Linked DNA regions of Mus musculus: region 1 is linked to region 2. A link is a loop called in an ENCODE intact Hi-C map of the cell type or tissue named here. Cell type or tissue: gastrocnemius. All regions are shown on one strand.

The links. Hi-C counts contacts between places; a loop is a spot of excess contacts. Peaks named below come from ENCODE experiments on the same cell type or tissue, not always from the same donor. Only the 100,000 strongest peaks of a DNase experiment are listed, where the experiment ranks them.
Region 1: a loop joins it to region 2, with 11 times the contacts of the local background. A loop is called at or near these places in 5 of 42 quality-filtered maps.

Annotation. Positions count from the first base shown.
Region 1 is chr6:50,110,633-50,115,632 of GRCm38, forward strand. All of the region lies in intron 1 of Mpp6 (membrane protein, palmitoylated 6 (MAGUK p55 subfamily member 6)), which reads left to right. Among named protein-coding and RNA genes, the nearest start is that of Mpp6, 2.9 kb to the left of the region's middle. In gastrocnemius, a CTCF peak has its summit at 2,305 (motif pointing right); a DNase peak (open chromatin) is centred at 2,359; H3K4me3 peaks cover 2,604 bases; H3K27ac peaks cover 2,664 bases.
Region 2 is chr6:50,218,643-50,223,642 of GRCm38, forward strand. Gsdme (gasdermin E) reads right to left here. Exons shown (of 10, transcript NM_018769.4): 6 at 4,094-4,258; 7 at 2,347-2,474; 8 at 595-796. Among named protein-coding and RNA genes, the nearest start is that of Gsdme, 41 kb to the right of the region's middle. In gastrocnemius, a CTCF peak has its summit at 2,414 (motif pointing left); DNase peaks (open chromatin) are centred at 273 and 2,397.

The DNA of each region.
Region 1 (5,000 bases), 110 kb before region 2:
GCCGCCTCCCTCTGCGGCGCGGGCGCCTCGGCGTGGACCCGGGCGGGCGAGCGAGCGGGCTGGCGCTGGGACTGACACCTTTGGGGGCTCAGAGATCCCGGGGAGGAGGCTTGCTGCAACTCCTGCTGCCACTTCCGAGCCACGAGGTTCCAGTTGTTTGGCTAAAGTGGCGGTGGGCGAGCACACGCCTCTGCGGGGGCGGTCGCCGCTCAGCGCGTGCTCTCCGAGCTGGACACATTTGCCTGAAAGCAGAAAGGTGCCTGCCTTCTCTTCCCCCACTTCTATTTTGGCCGGACGGCAGGCCGGAGGGGAGTAGATGCAAGATCGGACAGCGCGGTGACAGCTTGTGGATTGGTTGGGGTGTCTTTGGTTATTTTTCTTGCTGGGGGGACTCTTTTTTTTTTTTTTTAACACTTTATTGGGAGTTTATTCTCAAGGTACCAGTTCCTGGGATCGCAGCTCGAGAAAACATTCATTAAGCTCCCCTTTTCTGGGGTGAGTATTTGTGTAGGTGGGGAGAAGGGTGAGGAAGAGACTCAAGGCTGTAGGCAAGGCTCAGAAAATTCTCCGCATTACTCAAAAAGCAGCCGGTTAAGGTCAGGCTAGCCATGCTTTTACTCTTTTCCTACGCCTCTGGGAATTCTTGGAATTTTACTTTAGCCCTCCTGAATGGGGTTCCTTGTCATATAGCTGACAGCATTCGGGGTGCGTTAAATTGGTCTTCACTTGGAATATGAGTTAGCAGCCATTTCTTCCCATGTGGTGTTTCAGGTCATTATTTCTTTTTTGGAAACTTACATACGTCTCATGTGTACTAAAACTATCTCAGCCTTGGTTAAGGGTAAATTTTGGTACACTGGTCAAACAATGCACCAGCCTTTGGCTGTGTAGTTATGATAAACTACTAGGCCTGATTGTAGTTTTGTGGTTAGAGGCCTTATTGCTCTGTAAACAAATAACTTTGGGGGTTGTTTCATTTTGAGGTCATTTGTTTCTTAAAGCTTTCATATATTTAAATTATTAAATTATTGTTTAAATACATACATTGCTCTATAAGGCTCATGTTTCTTTTATTCCAAATTAGGGTTACATAATGCAAAAATGGTTACACTTTGAGTTGCTCTATTTTGTCCTATGGAGACTACAGGCTATGTAGGAGCGCGGGCTTATGGTGTGTGTGTGTGTGTGTGTGTGTGTGTGTGTGTCTTGTAATTATTGCAGTGAATCTCATTTCCACCTTGGAATATTGAAACACACACACACACAAAGTTTTGAGGTAAAAATATCAAGCTGTTAGAGTTAAGTTTGATAGCTCTGTACAAGACAATCCTTTTTTCTCCTCTTCAGGAAAACTGTTGGATTTTATAATTTTTTTAAAAAAAATATTTGAGGGAGCAATTTGCTTTTTTTCCTAAGCTCATTTTTTTTTTCCCCCTGAAGCTGAAATTGTGTCAGAAGGCTACCCAGGCTGCTTCTCTCCTTTCCCTTTAAATTTGAGATTGAAAACAAAAAAGACAGTCACAAGACCCTGGGTACCTGTTTTATAATGTTTTAAAATTGTGTTGCTTGTTTGACTATATACCATACCTATATGAGCTTTACCTCTGAATAATGGAAGATTATCAGAAGACAACAGATGTTTTAATTAAATGCTTTGCACATTTTGGACATCTGAGCTTTATCAGAAGTGGGTGACATCCGCAAATCATTTCTGAGAGAGTGAGTTGCAAACAATACAGAGCTCAAGCTAGTCAGACAGTTAAAACACTAATAAAATTAATACAGAGAAAGGTAGGAAGACCTGATTGTATTGTTTATGTCATGTACAGTCAATGCGGATTACTAGTGAGAAGGGAACTTTTGTAAATTGTAAGTTGGGTATGTAGTAAAGCTGATAAATTCTCATTTTCCATGTATTTCTTTTGATATGTAACTAAATTTGTATCAGAACTGATCTTCAAGTAAATGTAGTTACAAAGGATATGCTGATATTTAGGGATGGTCAAGCAGATTTGAAAAGTACTCATCTATTTGAGATAACTGTCATCCCCAGAAAAATCTATCGAGAAAAATTATTGTAGTTTTGTTTTACTGTTAGTTTTTTTCCTTCCAAAATAGTGCTGTGTTCATAAACATGGGATCTGAAATCATGATGCTCTCGCTACTCTCGTGTGGGGTACTAGTATTTGATTACATTTTTGTCTAATTATAGGCACCAGCTTTACCTAGAGTATTTTTGGTTGGAGTCAAAGCCAGGGCAGTGATTAGCCCAGACGTGGCTGTCATTTATTTGTGACCACTTGGGGGAGCCTTTGCAGTTCATCTCAACAGATCCCTGCTCTGCGTGCTCTGGCTGCTAATCGTCCTGGGCGCTTTGCCAAACTGCTGGAGCGGCTGCTAAGGAGGCTGCATTGAGAACCGAGTCTGGAGCTCAGTGTGTGTGATGCCTTCTCCTCTAACTCACACTCCACTCCACTCACCAAATACCTCTCCTCATAGACTTAGTAACAGTGTACTTTTTGGGCTACTGCTAGTTCCATGGGCTAACTAACCATGAAATCTTGGATTCATGAGTGCTTCCAGAGAGCTGATTTTACTGGCATTAATCTTAGGAGCAGTGCAGGCTTGATGTACACAGATGGTAGTTGTGTTGAAGGGTCTGGGGAGATCATCACTCTTGTATGAAATATACTAACTCCAAACCTTTTTAGAGCAGATTAGGCTCCTTTTAAAAACTTTTAGAGGAAGAGATAGCAAAGCACCTCTTTTAGTTAAATCTGTGTTCATGTTTGTGCAGAGAAAAGGTGGTCTTCTGTTAAAAACCTATACTCTTTGACCGTTTGATTATTCTTCTGTAGTATAATAAAGTCAGATTTATACATTTTCTTTTCTGACAATATTTAACCTTGTTCTGGCCATTTCAGAATGTGAGCTCACTTAAACAAAGTAAAATGCATTTTAGCAAGTCAGAGAGAAGGTAACTTATGGCCTCCCTTAATTATGATAGAATAACTCAAAGACCTTTCTCAAATTTTCTGCATGGTACATTCATCCACATAATGATGAACAATTTGGAGTAGTTCCTATCTTCTAAATTGCTTCTTTTTTTCTTTAAAAGAAACTTTAAGACAATTTTACTTTTGTCCTGAAATTCATCTTTCCTTTCCTTTAAAAAAAAAAAAAAAAGATGTATTTTGTATGTGTGTGGGTGTGCCTGAGTGTATGCCTGTGTGCCACATACACGTGTTGCCCATGGCGGTTAGGAGAAGCCATTGGAGCCAATGAAAGCATGCTTACAGGTGGTTGTGAGGTCCCGCATATGGGTGCTGAGAACTGCACCTCAGTCCTGGAAGAGAAGTGAGCGCTTTGAATGCTCAGCCCCGCTTGTTGGTTTGTTTGTTTGTTTGTTTTTCAGTGTAACATACCAGAAGAGACATATTCTGCTTAGTTAAAAATGTTCATTTGTTGCTAGCTTCCACTGATACTTGAGTATTGTTTTAAATACCTGGGGATGGTAATTTCAAAAGGCCTCCCCTTTGAAGTTATCACAGATTTAAAGTAGAATGAAAATTGAAGGAGAAGACAATACAGTGAGTAGGTTTTGTTTGTTTTGTGGTTTTGTTTTGTTTCACTTTTTAGCTTATTTTCAGACTTTTCCCCACTCTTTGCTTTCTTGTGCATGTCACTCAGCTTGTCATATTCCGCCTTTTCTTTTAGACTCCCTGTTGTGGGTTCCTTCCCCTTCCTCCTACAGCTCCTGTTGTTGCTCTACTCTGGCTACATAGGAGCACTTTCTGTTCCTCTTAGTAGAAATATGCCCACCGGCAGCTTCTGTATTGTTACAGTCCCTGCTCAGACGACCAGAGACAGCAGTCAGTACTGGTTGCCCTTTGCTTCAGTTTGGCAGACTGGCTTACGCTACCGGAACTTGGTTGTACTTATTGTAACCGTGTGCATTCCCAGTAGACACCCCATGATAAGATCTATGCTCAGTCATTCCAAAAGCAGTTTTATCTTTACCCTTTAATTTAATCTTCAGTTCCATATATCTGAAAAGCATTCTACTAGGGATATACAAAAGAATTACACTTAATGAGAAGAGCTTACGTTTGTTTAAGAATGAAATATATATGAAAGAATCAGTATATTATGAAATAATAAAAATGATGATAATAAAGAAACTGTGGAAATACTTGGATTTCTACTGAAGACAAAAGACTTCTAGGCTGGAGAGATGGCTTAGCAGTTAAGAGCACCAACTGCTCTTCCAGAGATCCTGAGTTCAATTCCCAGAATCCACATGGTGGCTCACAACCATCTGTAATTGGATCTGATGCTCTCTTCTGGTGTGTCTGAAGAGAGAAATAGTGTACTCACATACATAAAATAAATCTTTTAAAAAAGAAAAGGAAAAAAAAAACACTTCCTTAATATGTAAAGGATATTTACTAACCAACAAACAAAAGATTTTAACACCAAGTAGGAAAAGCCATGGATAGAATCTAAAAATAGGAAATCCAAATTATTTTATGCATATGTTAAGACTTTCAAGCTCATATATAATACAAGTATAAACCAAAACTGAATATTGGGTGTGGCAACACATGTCTGTAAATTTAGCACTCAGGAAACCAAGGCAACTAAAACTATACAGTGAGACCCTGCTTTAAAAACTAACTAAAACAAAAAATCCTACTATGTACCATTTTCATCTATCAGATTCACAGATCAAAGATGTTCTGCCAATGGTTTTAAAGAGGATGGAACTTATCCAGTTTTCTCGCATTGTTACAGAAATACAAAGTACTAAAATTAGATGCAGTTGAATTCTAAAAAACATTAAGGTGACTGCTGGAAATTAAGGAAAGGCTAGAAACATGAACAAATCGACATAGAGGTTGAAGAACTAACATGCAACGTATTTATCTGAACACTAACTACTTTCTGGCTTCACTCATGAAGCTAAAGAAACTGGCCTTCTCTTTTACTCTGCAAAAACC
Region 2 (5,000 bases):
GAACCCAGTGCCTAGTAGCTTGTGGTAGAGGGAAGCTAGGTCTACAGAGATGAAATGTAGCTACAGCTGCTTCACATGGGGCACCACCAGGCTCTCTGCATGGCAGGCTCCTCTTGACAGTAACTGAAATCCACTCCCCCTTGGAAGCCATTTCAGAGCCATGCAGAAGCCCAGCCTTCCTCCTGGACAAGTGCCTCACACAGCATATGAAACCTGAGAGGACCATGAAGGGGGCCACAAGTGTGCAAGGACGGAGGAGAGGATCAGGACAAACAGCTGCCAAAAGGAAAGTGCCCGTCACACAGCACCATCTGGACCCTGCTGGGGATCACTGGCTGTGTTTCGAAAGTGACTTCCAGTGAGAGGACTGGAAGGTGACCCTCCCAGAGTAAGACTGACACACCCTTAAAGTGGAGGCTCAGAGTGTGGCAGGACTCTCTTAGCCTTCCACATCTTACCCCCTGGACTAAAACGGAGAGAACTGTCCCAAACCGTCCTCAGTCATCACTGTTGCTCGGTCCAGAAGCAGATCGAAAGCAACACTATTTCCCAGCCCTGGCAGACATTGCCCAGCTCCCTTTGTGGTTTCCATACCTGCTAGTGCGCTGACCAGGAAGTAGGCTGTTGCAAAGAGCTTCTGGTTGCTGACCTCATCCTGTGGGCCAGGATGCTCTCCTTGTATCCTGTATCCCACCAGCTGCAAGAAGGCTGTGAGGTCCTGCTGCTGACTGTCGGTCAGCTCCTCCATTGCCAATACAGCCTGTGAGGACCAGAGACCACCAGCCACATCATCACACTACAGTGTAGAAAGAGAAGAAGAAAGACTATATGATGAAGCCAGAACTCAGTGAAGTGCAACCCAACTGAGCCTCTGCCCCTCCGGCACTTACCAACACTCTCCATGTGCATTACGCTCTCCAGGTAAAGCAAGCACTGAGCCCTTTTCTAAACTTTGATGCCATCTATGAGCCTAAATTCCTCCTAAGGACACAGATGAGCCATGCCCAAGTACTGTCCTTCCACATGGAAAGGGGAAGAGTCAGGCAAGAAGTGTCAGGCAGACAGAACCTTCCAGACTATGCCAGGATATTGAGTTTTACCAGATACTAGGAACAATTGGCTACATATCAAACTGTCAAAGGGGTCATAAAAGCAACATCCCTTCCTGGTTCTCGCACTCTAAAAACAGCACGCTTAACCTAGTATATCCCCAGCCTCCCCTAGGCAGCTTTATCCATCACAAGGTTGCTCAGGGGTGGGATGGCACTGCCCATGAGCCAGTTCTGAGCCCCTGCACTAGTTCCATGCCCTAGGTACCTGGTGTTTTCTCGGACACTCATCAGCAGGCAGATACTACTCTCTCCATAAGGGACTAACCTGACATTTCCCTCTAGGAAGGGGCCATTTTAGGAAGTAAAAGTCATGGAATTCAGAAACATCTGCGTTCTTTCTTGGGTCAAGCCCTGCATCCTCCAGAAGGCAAACTAGAACCTCTGGACAACTGTAATCCTGTCCCTGGTTGCTAGGCTCTCGCAATTTCATTTCAAGTGGGAAGATGATGTGAGTGTTTTTTCTGGACACCTAAAGCATTTGAGCAGTATGGAAAGAAGGAAAACTAAAAACAAAGTCACAATGAAAAGAAAATTGTCAAAGTCTCAGCCTCATTAACTACAAAAAAAATCTGAGCTGATGGAGGGTGAGCAGCTGGCATGTCCCTCAAAATCTGGCTGTTGTAAAACAAATCAATAAACACCTCCTTGTCTGTGTTCTAAATGGGACAGGTTGACAGGCTCTGCCACACAGCCCCTTCACTGTGAGCTGAATCCATGCCCACCTGCAGTCTCAGAATGAAGCCTTATGTGCAATGAGTCTTTGCAGGTGTAATTAAGGTGAGAGTCTCAAGTAAGAGAAGTCTATATCCAGTAATGGTGATCAGTAATGAGTTCTGTGTCTAGAGAAGACCCAACAGGCTAGGGAAGACATGACCGAGATAAGCCACCAGCCACAGAATGCCAAGAGCCACCAGAAACTGCAGGCAACAAGGGTTCTCTAGAGCTTTCAGAGGGGTATATCCCTACTGCCACTGGCAACTCTGAATTCTGCCCTCCAGATATGTAAGAGATTAATTTCTGATATTAAGCACCAAGCCTGTGGTCATCTTTATAGCTCTAAGAAAGTCACTCATCCCTTCCCGCTTGATGGCAGCTTCAAGTTTTAGGGCTAAAGGGAAGTGGTGAAACTTAATTTCAAACTACCCCAAAACCTGTCCTGAGGGGTCTAGCCTGTGCATATTTTCGGAGCAACCAGGTACAAACCCAAATCCATAACCCCCGCCTACCCACCTACCACTTGCTCCAGGGCCCGAAGGAGTTCTTCATCAAACAGGATTTTCTGCAGGACACAGAACAGCGCCCTCTGCTGCTGGGCAGGTAACACCGCAAAGGGATGGAAACTCCTCTCTAGGTGCAGGGTTGCTGAAAGCAGAGCAGATGCAATCAGGCCATGCACACACCCTGCCTCTCAGTCACCAGTTCCTTCCAAAGGACTCCATGTTCAGAACTGGCTATGAGTCTTGGACATTCAGGGCACCCCGAGTGACATTCAACAACCAGGGAAACTACAGGAAAGGAAAGGGGGACAGGGAAGTCCACTTTGACATCCCAGACCTCACCTTCTTTTCTACCTGTGCAGTGCTAGACTTAACCTGGAAGCCACTTGGGTTCTATCTATAACAGTGAATTCTCAAGGCAGAATCACTAAGCCTAAGCCATACTGGTCTCCAAACACATCCTTCCCAGCCGTGTCCAGACATGCACTACAACCTGGCATGCTTTTGTTTTCAATGCATGTTCAAAGGGCCAGCACTCTGCATTCATGGCAAGCATGGCTTCCACTTCCCTCCCTGTGCCTTTCACTCCTATTCAAGATGAGCTCAGGGTGCACTTTGCTATGCCACTCGCATCCTCTGCAGGAGCCTGTCCCCTGCAATCCTCTTTCCTGAGGACAGTCAAAAGCTCCTAGTAAATTAAGCCAGAAAAGAAGGACTGGGATGGTGCTTTCCTACTGAGGGCTGCGCACTGATGCTACACAGCCTTGCTGATGGAGGTCTAGGAAATAATTGCTGAACACCCTACAGGCTAGATACTTCTAGAACTTCTGAGCCACATCTTCAAAATCTCCTGTGGAATACAATTCCATCTTTATCAGTCCTTGCCTGAAGAGAGAAGCCATCCTGGTTATCCTAGAATCTGAGGGCTCAAACACAAGCGCACTCCTGCTGCTATACCTGACCACCATCCTCAGCTGCCCAGGGAACTCTGGCCAATGAGGGTGGCTGACTCAGCTTGGTGCAGTGAGAAAAGGAGCTGTGGCCTCACATTTCTGCAGCACAACTGCAAGTAGAGGCCCCAAGTTTAGTTAACTCTTATCCCAGGGAAAAGCTACCCTAACCCTGGGTCTCCATCACCCTTTCCTCTAACACTGTGCCAGGAGCAGCATCCTCTGGTTAGAGAGTTGCTGAATTCCAGGGAGGAATTGCTTTACATGGTAGAGCATAATTTGAGCCAGCCCTGGTTTCTCCTAAGCTCCTCCCCTTTTCTAGCCCAGCTCCCCCCACACACACACTCTCCTGAACCCAGCAAAACAAAACAAAACAAAACAAAACAAAACAAAAACCCTAAAGTAACAAGCTATGAGGAGCAAAGCAAACTGCTATTGAGTTTGCTCAATAGTTCAGAGCTACAGCCCTCCGCCAGCCATGTGGGTGGGAAGCCTCAATGGCTGTTACAAACAGCAGCCTGCCATGCCGTGAAGCCTGGAATGTATCAAGGCTGATAACAGATCCTGGGGGCTCTAGCTCTGCTCATTGCTGACCATTCTCAGACCACAGGTCCCAAACGGGGAAAGAAAACTGTCAGGCCCCTGACCACTGCACTCCTTGGCCTCCCACCTTGAGTCCTAGGATCTCGATTCTCTAAAACACAACACCCAAGACTGGGCCCACCCAAAGATCCAAGGGGATCCTGAAGGCCCCAGGGGATCACCCCTTGGGAGAGAGTCCACTTCTCCATCTGGCCGTAACCACAGGCAATACCTTGTTTTACAACTCGTAGGGGCCCGTCCTGCGAAGAGATCCCTTGACCCCCATCCAGCATGTCCAGAAAGGCGAACTCTCTGTAGGCCAGGGGGTCCAAGTAGACAGAGTCTAGTTTCCTCTCATGCTCGAAGCCACCATGTTTCCCTTGGAGGAGGCAGAATTCTGTAGTGGAGAGAAAAGCCCAAGCCAGGCACTGATCACCTCAGACTCATCGTTACCTACCTCACACTGTGTCAGGAGACACACAAAAGGGCTTTTGCTTCTTTGCATCAGTTTTTGAGACTGAGTCTAGTGGTTTGAATGAGAAATATCTCCCATAGACTCAGCTTTTGAGTGTTTAGTCGCCAGTTTAGTGGCATTTTTTGGAAGGTACAGTCCTGCTAGAGGAAGTAAGTCACTGCGGGAGGGCTCTGAGTTACAGCCTTTGAGCTACTGTCACCCTGTGTGATCTCAGCTTCCTGCTCCCGCTCACATGCCTGCCACTTGCTGACGTGCCTCTGCCCCTCCATGGCCGACTCTTCTCTCCCAGAAACCATAAGCCAAATTGAACTCTTCCTTGAGTTGCCTTTGGTCACAGTACTTTGTCACAGCAACAGAAAAATAACTAATAGAGTCTTACTATGTAGCCCAGGCTCATCTCTAACCCCAGATCCTCCTGCCTCAGCCTCACACGTGCTGGGATTACAGACACATGCCACCATGTCTGCTCACTTGAGGGCTCTTACACTAGGTCTGATCAGGCATAGAGTGGCTGACAGACTTGTCCTGCACTACAGCAAGCTTAGGAGGGCCTTTGGGGTCCCTCTGTGTCCTTGTCTTCTGAGATGAGGAGTCACCTTTTGTTGAGCACAGGAAAGACACCTCTCCCTGGGGGTGTGTTACCCCTTCAGAGGTGGACCAGGAA